2 separate regions of the Homo sapiens genome follow, and region 1 is linked to region 2. The links are chromatin contacts, found by Hi-C or POLR2A ChIA-PET in ENCODE. All regions are on one chromosome and are shown on one strand. Each heading gives the region's core, a stretch centred on a gene start or an enhancer-like site at or near the end of the contact. The rest is flanking DNA. Distances are from core to core; before and after follow the strand shown.

Region 1 (6,091 bases), core at 1,506-4,005, 110 kb before region 2:
AAAATCACCTCTTTTCTGTATATTGACTGTGTGATCTTGTGCAAGTTATAAAACGTCTCTGATTCTCACTTCCTTAATCTGCTTAATAGGGAAAATAATTAGTTTTTATAGAAGTGTGCTTGAGGGACGTTGTACCAGAGTGTGAGAGGCAGGTGTGAACATCTCTTCTAACTCCATGATCAGAGATGCCACATTCGTAGCTTTAAATAGAAATATTAGTAGTGAAAATATTTACACTACAGAAATTGGCAAAGACTTCAAATCAGGGTTTTTTTTCTTTTCAGAGATTGTTATTAAACATTTATTACCTCTTTGCTTATGTATGAAATGAGATAATAAGTAGGATTTTGCCAATTGTAGGGATGCAGTATATATTTTCCTTACTTCAGCCATCCCTATAGAATATTTGCATCTGAAAACCTTTGATTTTTATGCTTTTAAATAAAATAAAACAAATGACAATAAAATTTTACTTAGAAACTCAATTTCATATTACAATCTCTGTACTTTATGATATTTTATCTGGCTCAGTTCTTTTTTTCTCTCTATCTTTTGACACTACTCTGAAGAATTCAGAAGTTCCGTCACTTTTCTTGAATTTTTCTTACATGATGTCTAGTACAGTGTCCCATGAAGATAATTATTATATTGCATTTTGATGATGATTTTCAGTGTGAGCCTAGATTGTTCAATATTATCTTTAATGAACAGTGTTAAGAGTTAAAAGTTCAATGCAAAAATTATAATAGTTTTCACACATATTAAAGGTGGAAGAAAGTTTTCGTGAGGAAGATGATCTATGTGCTGATCTGCGGAATATGCTAAGATATCCCTGTGAGAAGGGCAAGACTAAAGAGTAAGACAGATGGGTCAGAGAGGACCGAATTGCTAGAGAAAGGGCAGAAACCTGGGATATAGCTGAAAAGCTTTGTGTCAGTGAGAAGTTTGAGGCACAGTTGGAAGAGCAGACAAAGACTACACCTTAAAAGGCCAACAGAGGAGTTTGTACTTCCTTTACCAGACAAGAAAAGGATGCTAGAGTATGAAATAATCAGAGGTACATTTTAGGAAGAATAATTAGGCAGTGTAAACTACGAATTGGGAGAGGAAGGATTGCAGAGTCATATATAAAGAGTATCAGCCTCCCTTAGCCTCAGTTTCCATACCTGGCAACTGTGAATAATAATGTTCTCTTCTAGGTTTATGATGATAATTAGATCAAGCCATGTCTATGGATGGACATGCCTCTGGCATAGAGTAGATATCAAGAGGGCTTTTCTCTCTTTCCAAATTGCTCTTAAATGAAGGGATTTTTAATTGAAGATTGCCTTGCCTAAAGAAAGGGAAATTTTAAATAATTTGACAAAATATAAAGTATACAAGATCCTTTTATAAAATATAAAATATAAAATATGGGAGCTGAGAACATATAACTGGATAGAAAAGATGCCAACAATCTATAGAGAAATTGATGTAAGCTGTTGTATATTTAAAAGATTTAAGAACAAGAGGAGAAAGATGTGTAGGAGGTGGACAAGCTATAGAAATACCATTGTAGGATGCAGGCTCTGATTCTCAGCATTCCAGTAATTAGCACATCTTGACAGGGTGAAAGCGGCCACCCAGTCTCTCTCTTTGAAGGGGCAGAGGTCATTGACAGCTGGTGCTTGGGCCTTTGGGGGAATATTCTGCTTGAGGCCAGCTGGGGGAAATAGATCCCCAGGAAGAGTGGTCACTCAATGATGAGAGCTCTGTTCCTCTTTCTTGTAAACAGTGAACACCCTTGAAGACCCATCTGCACTGTTGCAATACATTCTGCACCTGGGTTTTTGTTTTCTTTGCTGAAGAACAGTCGCCTGGTATGCATCAGGAGTTCCCATCTGTCTCACAGATAGTCATGGAGTTCTTGACTGCATGCATTTTGTCTGAGAATAAGTGGTTCAGTTCATTCCTACTCTAAAACAAAATCTCACCCTGGTCCCAAATCTCAATATTATAAATATTTCAGTGGCAGAATCTGGTTGTAGCAGAAAATGAAAAAATCATATACCTACACAAGACTTAGAAATGGTATCCTTCTTGCTTCGTCATTTAATTAAAGTCTACTACTTCTTCAGACTTCGATTTCAGAATTTTTGGTAAACTGTAGTCTAGGTAAACTGTTTTGGTAAACAGTGTCTAGGAAAACAATATTCCTCTGAAAATTCTAAAACACTTTACATTTGTCACTTGGTGAGAAATGCTGAAATTTGCATTTTAAAATAAAAAAAAATAGAGTGCCAAAAAGTAAAATATTTTCCAATATCCCTTTTAAAAGCCAGAGAAACAAAAGGCAGATAAGTCATGACTCCATAAGCTTTCAAATTCTAATTCTGTCTACTTCTATTTACATTGTCTCTCTGAAGTTTGTACCTGCATGGTTTTGTTGCATACAGAGCATTATACCTTGCCCCAAAGGCATCAACATTTGATTGAGGCATGCACTTTTGCCCTTTCCTCAAGAGAGAGCCAAAGACGTTTCTTGCCATCCCTAGAAACTCTGTCTAGTAACTTATGATGAAAATCTGCCCTGCCCTAATCTTTGGAAGTAGCTAAGCAAAGCTGGGTCCCCTGTTTAGAGCTAAGAAAAATACAATCTAAGGAGAGTTAAGTTGTCTTAACAAACAATAGACTCCAGAAAGTTTTGCTAAACTTGACCACTAGGTGGCAAACTGTCTGGACATAAAAAAGCTGATTCCTGTTCTTTCTTCCTGGTTCTAACAGCATTGGCAGTCGTACAATGTAGAAATCTGATTGAGCATCCTCAGCCATGACACAGTGACTCAAAGTACCTATCCACAGTGAAGGGGGTGTCATTGAAACACTGTTCTAATCAGGTTTGACATATATTGCCCAGTGTGCTTAGATGAACAAAGTAATTACGCGAAGACATAAATGATAGACCTATATATGCTTTACGTAGAATTTTACGTAGTTTGCCTTCTCTCCAAGTATTTTTACTCTAAAAATGGGGAATAATATGCACTTCACAGTATTGCCATGAGGGTAAAATAAAATAACCCTTGAAGGGTTACCTGGTACATACCAGTTCCTCAATAAATATTTGTTAAATATTTGTTCAAAGAATGACTGGATCAGTCAATAAACAAAATAGAAGCAGATATAGGCTTCCCTAAAATGCCTTTACTTGAAGACTACCTTGCCTAAAGAAAGGGAAATTTTAAATGTGCTGTCAAGAAAATAAAGTATACAAGATCCTTTTATAAAATACAAAAATATTTATAGTTTAAAATACACTCTTAAAAAGTTTCTGCTAAAAGGTGACTCACTGTCTGGAAATACTACTAGAAAAGGCTAGGTTATCCCTCCAGGTCTTGGACAAAGGTCTATTGTAAATGTAAGGGGCTGTGGTAATTTGCTCTTACATTTTTTTTTTGTCTTTGAACTATTAGTTTTGTTTGTTTGTTTGTTTGTTCGGTTTTTTTCAGAACACTGGTTGCAGATTGTGAAAAACGAAGTGTAGAATGCTCAGTAGTGTCTAGCTGTTATATAAAAATAAAACTATGGATAATTGGAAGTAGTGTAAATCCATGTCTGAGTATTTTGAACTATTAAATAAGTAGTTTCCATGCTTAAGATAGCTTCCCCAGGCCACATGTGAATGTCAGCCAACCAGCCTCCAGGATTCACATGGTAAGAGGCTTTCATTCTATCATAAGAAAAGCTATATAAATGGAAACAGTAGGACACATACTGAACATGCATTCTTTAGAAACACATTTTCTAAACTCAGTCATGTTCACATACTTACATTTCACTAAGAAAAGTCATTAAAACAAAACAAACTTCTGTACAACATTGTCCCATGTATCTTCACTCTGCAATTTCATTCATTACAGAGAGGGTGCCATTGCAGTATCACTTTTCATGTATTTCAAAGCAATCTCTTAAAATACCTCTCAAGTGAGTCCAAGTAGACATATTTTGGTTTGTTTCTTTGATGACATTTTCCTTTGTTTACCTAACTGCATTTATATACCACCTTATCTATATTTCTCTATGCACCATCCTCGTAAAGTTGGTTCATCATGAAGATGAAGATGCTGAGACTCTGAGGGGTCATTTTGTCTTCAGCCACATAGCTATTATTACTCAGCAATATCAGGATTTTGATCTGAGTCTGCTGATGACAAGTTTAGTACTAACACCACAAGATCTGTGTGGGTCTAGGAAACTGAATAGGGATATGAATTAAATGAGTTTTGGCTATAAAGAGAACTGTTGCTGAAGTCGTATGCTGAATCTAACTACAGATGATAAGAAAAAAAACAAACAAACAAACCAAAAAAATAACAACAGATACTAGGCAGGTTGGGACAAGAAAAAAAAAAGATAGATATTTGGAATAAGATATGAAACAGGAAAAATAGAAGAAAAAATGGAAGGATGTCGGGAGAAGAAAAAGTCACATACGGATTTTCAGATCACTACTCTGGTATCCACCTCGCCCTCTTTCACATCCATAGATCACATAATACATTTATTGTTTCTGCCCTGTGTTTCCAGAGAATATTGTATCTCTCCAATTACTACACTCATCATGTTTTAATTACTATTTAGTCATTTTCCCTGTTATTTAGTAAGCCTCATGGAGGTTGTGTTATCTTTTCATACCTTTGAGCCTGTTACATAATATGTGCTCACTAGATATGTTTTGAACACATTAATTAATAAATAGGGAACAGTATGATATCTCAGACTGCTTGGTTACTACTAAGTTTTGCCCACACCTATTTTATGGGCAAGAAATCTTGAAGCTGGACAATTCACAACTGCAGAGACATGGAATCAATCTAAGTGCCTCTCAATCAATGAGTGGATAAAGAAAATGTGATATAAGTATACCATGGAGTATTACTCGACCATGAACAAGAATGAAATAATGTCTTTTGCAGCAACTTGGATGTAACTGGAAGCCATTATTCCTGAAGTAACTCAGGAATGGAAAACCAAATACTTCATGTTCTCACTTATAAGTGGGAGCTAAGTTATGAGGAAGCAGAGTGGTAAGACATTGGAGACTCAGAGAGGAGAGAGTGGAAGAGGGGTAGGGGATGAAATATAATACTATCTACTGGGTACAATATACACTATTTGGGTGACAGGTACACTAAACCCTTGGACTTCACCACTATGCAATTCATCTGTGTCATCAAAAGCCACTTGTATTGCTAAAGCTAGTGGAATAAAAATAAATAAGTAATAGGACAACACAACAAAAATGAAATCTTGAAGCTGGAAGGATGGCTTGAAAGTGAATTTAAAATGTTTGGATCCTTAAAGAGCTGCTTATTGGGACTGACTAAATATTTGCATCATTAGAATGTGATGTATATTAAACTCCTTTAATGAACAGACAGGATAAATTCCTCATTATTGAATTTTGGAATTTTCTGAATAATCACTGATTGTACTCTGTTTCTTTATGGTAGAGTTTTAATTTTACATAATTGAACATGACTCATGATGTACTCATATTAGAAAGTGAGTCTATTTCATAATACTGAATCTCTTTGGCAGTGGAAAGCTTATTTCTTCTTTATTAATTTGATTAGGAAGCCCCCGACTATTCTTCTATAATAATAATGGCTCTAATGTTTTTGATCTGTGTCTGAGGTCATTTATACTGCAAGAGCTTTTATGCATATTTTCTAATTTTTCACTTCCTGAGTTTTAGGACATCTATTAAAATATTATGTAATTAAATTTAAGAAAAGGGAAGGAAAAACGTGTCTCCCTGGGGAGAAAAATAATTTCCTTAATTGAGTTTTTAAAAATAAATACTTGAATTTTATAGAACCCTAGAACAATTCTTTAAGGGCTTCTTCCTCTTCCTACTAGTTAAATCTTACTTAAGCTGGAAAACAGGTGCGTGTTTTTAGACCAAAGAAAAATCATAAAATGCAAATATTCAACTAATTCTATGTGCTAATATTTTTGACTAAACATGTAATATGGATAATGTTATGAACATCAAACTCAAACATGTAGCTGTTTTGTTTTTCTAAAGCTTAGGCCATCTTTAACATTC
Region 2 (5,964 bases), core at 1,066-3,565:
GCATCCTTATTTCTTTTATTAACCCAAATGATACAGTCATCATAAGAGATGAGATAGGGAAGCTATAGGACAGTAGAAATATTTATTTAATGTCCTCAAGTTTATTTTTGCCACATAAAATAAAATTAAGTTTTCCATGGAAATAATGGGTTTGAAAATTTGTGACATGACCTGACAAACTATCTCTGATAAGACAATATCTCAAGGAAAATGATTCTGAGTTCTAAACAATAAACAATTTAATTTTGGTGCATAGCTTATTTCTACATTGAAAGTTGTGTACAATTCCTGCAAGCTCCACTTACAGCTTTAACTCTACTTAAATTCTGTTTTCACAAGTACTATCCTTTCTTCTAATTTAGAAAATTAAATGAAAATAACTGTGGAAAGCAAAGTTAATTTGCTACTAATATACTTTCTTGTAAAATGTAAATTTTAAAGAAAAAAACAGAAAAACAAGTAGGCTTACATAAATACACAAAAGTTATTTCATACTAGTTTAGGTATTAAATTTTGTTAAAAAAGGAAAATATATCTTTTTAGAGGAATGATATAGCAAGTCTTCTTTAACCAACAGGTCAAACTGAGCATCACTGATAATGAGACAACTTGACATTAGGTGCTTCCTGATATGATGCAATATGTAATGGAGAAGTTCTTGTCTAAAAGAAATATTTATACTGAACAAAATGAAGCCTTTAGAGTTATCTCCCAGTATAAAGAAAATACACAGATAAGAGAAATGAGTCAGATATTACCACAAGGAAACAATCAGACAAGTTCAGAATGTGGAACAATCTAAAAGACAAGGGTCCTGTGTTTTTAAAACGTCAATGTCATCACAAAGAAAAGAATATTTGGCTGGGAAGTATGGAGAGAGGTGCTCTTTTAAAGAAAAGGACAGTAAAGAGACACAAGCAATGTAATTTTTATACATTGAATGATGATTCACACAAGTAGCTATAATACATTTTGGACATACTTAAGAAAATTTAAATATGAGCTAAACATTAGATGACAGTAGAAAATAATTATGAATTTTTATCTAAAATAATGGTGATGTTATGTAGGAGGATGTCCTTATACTCATGAGACGCAAGATGAAATATTTTAAGGTGAAATCTGTAAGCTACTTTCAAATAGTACAAACATAGACACAAATAAACACACACCAAAATACCAAAAGAGAATTGAAGCAAGTTTGGAAAAATGTTAACAATTGTTTTGTCTAGGTTGTGAGTATATTAGCCTTCATTGTACTATTCTTTGAACTTTTCCAAAACTTAAAAAAAATTAATAATAAAAAGTTGAAAAAGTTGCACAAAAATTTGAATGTATTTAATGTCACTCAACTGTACACTTTAAACGGTTAAACTGAAATTTTATGTTGTGTATTTTTGACCAAAAATTTTAAAAAGTTGGAAAAAATCTTATGTAGAGTAATCCTGTCTTAACCACAGTCAGTGTCAATAAACTAGAGGTTTTGTGAGATCTCTAATTATTCACTTAAGGTTTATCCAGAGACACAATCTTCAAGGAAACACATTCTAGACAACTAAAGAAACTACCAAGTGATTGCTCTGGGATTCTGACTTTTTCTTTTAAAGCAATGGACCAAACTGTGCATGAATAATTTCTGTCATTAGATGACACAGACAGATACTCTAGTAAGGATTCAGTAGGAATTGTTAGTCCTAGTTTATGGGTTATATGCACAGTATATGGCTTTTGGGATCTCTGCTCTATTTCTGAATTTTCCATGAGAGACAGTACTTAATATTTAGCTTGGAATAAAGAGAAGCTAAAATGAGTTAAGTATTGGAAAATTAAATTTATCTGTAAAAGAATTCCAAGTAGATATTACAAAATTTTTTTGAACCACAGTTCAGAGGATATGAGTAGATTCTAAAAGTATCCTGGGACATAACTGAGGTTCAACAAGTCAGGGCCAATGTTTCCCTAAAGACTTTTAGGCTGAAACCACAATTACAGGTCACTTTTAATTCTGTTCAGAGCTCTTCCACACACAAAGCTGTGGGGACACTATAATTCTTACTCACAGTGACTGAAAATGAAAGCCTGGTTAAGTACAAAGGGGTGTTTTCTGCCAAGCTCAATGAAAGAAGGAAGTGGCAAGGGTGGGTACAGGATGGCCAAAATTTCCTAGTCTTAACTGTGGACAGCAGGATTGCTTAAAGTTCTGAAAAATATTCCTAAATTAGGTCTTGTCACAGGAGACACACTTCTGACAAAAAAAAATATGACCTGGGAAGGATTGGGATATGGATTTGAGGTCAAAAGTGACATCTTTACATGTCAAAGTCTTAAATGGAATAATGTACTGAATTAAAAAAAATAATGGCAGTGATCTCTGTTTGGTCCTGGATTTCTGGTTGTACATATGTATGTGTCTGTATATAACTTTGGTTAAGCCAGCTAACACTTTAATGATACAGGTTTTTTAAGTGTTAAAATGTGAAAAAGGTCTTGTATTAGTCCATTATTATATTGCTATAAGGAAACACCCAAGACTGGGAAGTTTATAAAGAAAAGAGGTCTAATTAACTTACAGTTCCACATGGCTGGGGAGGCCTCAGGAAACTTACAATCATGGCAGAAGGCACCTCTTCCCAGGAAAGCAGGAGAGAGAATGAGTGCCAGCAGGGGAAATGCCAGTTGCTTATAAAACCATCAGATCTTGTGAGAACTCACTCACTATCCTGAGAACAGTATGGAGAAAACTGCCCCCATGATTCAATTACCTTCCATCAGGTCCCTCCCGTGACATGTGAGGATTATATGGATTACAATTCAAGATGAGATTTGGGTGGTGACACAGCCAAACCATATCAGGTCCCTAACCTATAAGGTTGTTGTAAAGAGAAAATGAAATATTATATATAATATAATATTTATAAATGTAATATATAATATTTATATATAATATGTAATATATAAATTATTTAGTACAGTGCTTTAGTTATTAATTAGTACTATGCACAGTAAGTGCTCAGTTAACATCATCATTGTTTTTAAATCATCATCATAATCATCTCAGACTGACGCAGTTCAACCTTGTAACCACGGTATGGAACAACCTGAGGGAGACCAAGGGCTGAAATAAACTCACACGTAGTGGGTGAGCAAAGAATATCATGACTAGGCTAACAGAAAATATGACCTCTAGAATCTAAGATAGCAGTTTAAACCAGAAGTCACAAACTCAAATGCCTAAAAGAAGCTAGCAGGTACTATGCATGAGTAACTCAAGGGTGATGGTGGTATCACTATATGTGGTTAGTGAAGTCTGTGTTAATCTAGTAAAAATATGCCCCATCTGAGGAAGCAGCTGCAGTTTAATTCTGGATGACAGTTGAGATGAGAGATCTTTTTTTTTTTTTTTTTTGAGACAGAGTTTCACTCTTTTTGCCCAGGCTGGAGTGCAATGGCGCGATCTTGGCTCACCGCAACCTCCGCCTCCCAGGTTCAAGCGATTCTCCTGCCTCAGCCTCCCAAGTAGCTGGGATTACAGGCACCTGCCACCATGGCCAGCTAATTTTTTTTTGTATTTTTAGTAGAGACGGGGTTTCACCATGTTGGCCAGGGTGGTCTCGAACTCTTGACCTTGTGATCCACCCGCCTCGGCCTCCCAAAGTGCTGGGATTACAGGCGTGAGCCACCGCGCCCGGCAAGATGAGAGATCTTATAAGTTTAAAGAAAATTTCAAGTCCAAGATATTTTGTGGGAAATTTTTTGTTTCTGAAACATTGACACAATTTTACATACAATTGTGCAGGCCAAATAAACAATTCTGCAGGCAGATCTGGTCCAATGACTAATTGCTGATCTCTGGTTTCTGGCTTTTTACATCATACCTATCTAAGATTAGTACTGGTTCTAAAGATTGGGGTGAGATTGAGCCTCTGGGTTGGGGACAAGTAGACCAGAAGAGTGTTGCTTAATGGAGATATAATACGATATGAGCCAGCAATGTGAACCACAGATGTATTTTTGAATTTTCTAGTAGTCGCATTAAAAACAAATAAAAAGAAATAGGTAAAATTATTTTAATAATGTATTTTATAACTCAAAATATCTATCACATTATTATTTTAACATGAAATAATAATTACTAATAAGACATTTTATATTTTTATGAGAAGTCTTCAGAATCAAGTGTGCATTTTACACTCACAGTACATCTTAATTCAAGGTTAACCATACATCAAGTACTCGGTGGCCATATGCGGGTAGTAGCTACCCTACTAGAGAGCACCAGTCTAGGGCATGCTTCTCAAAATTTAATATTGCTATGGTTTGAATGTGTCCCCTCCAAAATTTATGTTAAAACTGGTGTATTAAGTGGTAGGGCTTTTGGAAAGTGATTAAGTCATGATACTTCTGCCTCAGAAATGGATTAGTGCCTTATAAAGAAATTGGAGGGAACTAGTTTAAGCCCTTTTCTGGCACCATCTTGGAAGCAGAAAGGAGGCCTCACCAAATGGCAATTCTGCCAGCACCTTGGTCTTGGATTTTCCAGCCTCCAAAACCATGATAAATAAATTTCTATTGTTTATAAATTACACAGTCTGTGGTATTTTGTTATAGCAGCACAAACTAAGACAAATAAGCATATGGAAATATTGAGGATCATGTTAATATACTAATTCTAACTCAGTGGTTGGAAGAGAACCTGAGATGCTTCACTGTGGGTTCATGGACTATACTTTGCGTATCAAGGAGCTAGGTAGTTGCGGCAAGTCTCCTTTAGTTAGTAGGTTTTCGCTCAAAGTATTTCCCCCTCTTTCAAATTCAGTGAATATCTGCTGAACAGACTAAACTAATATTCTAATGAACAATCACCATATTCGAATTTGGAAAAGCATTAATAACTTTAAAAATAGGCAATATTTTAATACTATTTGTAGAAACCCTGGGTTCATTTACTGCTTTATTTTTTCCTTTTTAAACTTGAGAATCAGCCAATATGTTACCAGAATGCTTTCAGAAGAATGCACTTAAGCACAGGATAAGTGCATATAATTCTAACTTCAGGGGCTTGGAACGTTAAACATTTTAATAAAACAGACAATGGGACTTCAAGGGAAATTTGACAATAATACCTTTCAAAGCTTTAGTATTTAAGGTCATTTTCTGGTCAAGGGTATGAATATTTCATGGAAGCTCTAAAAAGAAACACAAAGAAAAGTTTTTCATTTCCTCTTGATTATCCTATCTGAGGGATGGGTAGAGCTCTATAGGCAAGCCTTAGATCTTTGTTCAACACATGCATAAACATGGAAATGTATGCAAATATATGCGGAGCTTATAAGTGATTCTACATGGTACAGTTGTCCTTGGGATATAAAAGCTTAAACCAGGAATAGTGTTCTAGAGGTGAACAGTGAATTAGAATGCTGAAGAACTTGTCCTGTCTCATCAGTGTTTCACTTATGAACTTTAGTAAGTGGTTTACTCTTTATCTTTTCCTCTCTCTGATGGTAAGAATAATGCTTGTCATGCCCATATCAACAGGGAAGTGTGAAGGAACTTGAAATTGTAACCTGCTATCCACTTATAATTACTCACAAGTGTGTCAAAAAGAAAGTACTGAATCTTAAAGACATAGTTAAGATGGAAGCTGAATTGAAAAGATTGCCAGTTTGGTCAGGGCCCTTTCTACTGCTACATTTCATAATAGTAGCAGCTGTCTATTGACATTTATATTTTCCACAGTAAAAATGCAAGACCAGATTCTAATCATAGCCACAAAATGTTTGTCTCTGCATAGAATAAAAGACCATGCTAAAAGGTAAGGATATAGAGACTTTATGAAATATTTAATTTTAAATTTTGGCTTTAGTTCTGAATCAAACTAAGTATGGAACTTCATACACCTAAGGGACTTTTTCCCCTAATAACAACTGCCTAACTACCATATGCTATATTAATACTGGGCAGTTA

The links. Hi-C counts contacts between places; a loop is a spot of excess contacts on that map. ChIA-PET counts read pairs that join two places held with the same protein, here RNA polymerase II (POLR2A). Pooled maps may share reads with other maps.
Region 1: a map of OCI-LY7 shows a loop between it and region 2 (8-fold over the local background). The contact joins two enhancer-like sites. A Hi-C loop is called at or near these places in 2 of 168 maps with a recorded cell type or tissue (GM12878 and OCI-LY7), 30 of 37 single-sample maps with no recorded cell type and 8 of 50 pooled maps. POLR2A ChIA-PET finds 5 or more read pairs at or near these places in 2 of 52 experiments (GM12878 and OCI-LY7).

Annotation. Positions count from the first base shown.
Region 1 is chr4:80,986,740-80,992,830 of GRCh38, reverse strand. No RefSeq gene overlaps it. Among named protein-coding and RNA genes, the nearest start is that of BMP3, 41 kb to the left of the region's middle. Within about 2 kb of position 2,755, at least 2 of the 41 ENCODE cell types and tissues checked have a DNase peak (open chromatin) inside an H3K27ac peak, as active enhancers do; they include OCI-LY7, where a contact is called at or near this core.
Region 2 is chr4:80,873,107-80,879,070 of GRCh38, reverse strand. All of the region lies in intron 4 of CFAP299 (cilia and flagella associated protein 299), which reads right to left. Among named protein-coding and RNA genes, the nearest start is that of BMP3, 150 kb to the left of the region's middle. Within about 2 kb of position 2,315, at least 3 of the 41 ENCODE cell types and tissues checked have a DNase peak (open chromatin) inside an H3K27ac peak, as active enhancers do; they include OCI-LY7, where a contact is called at or near this core.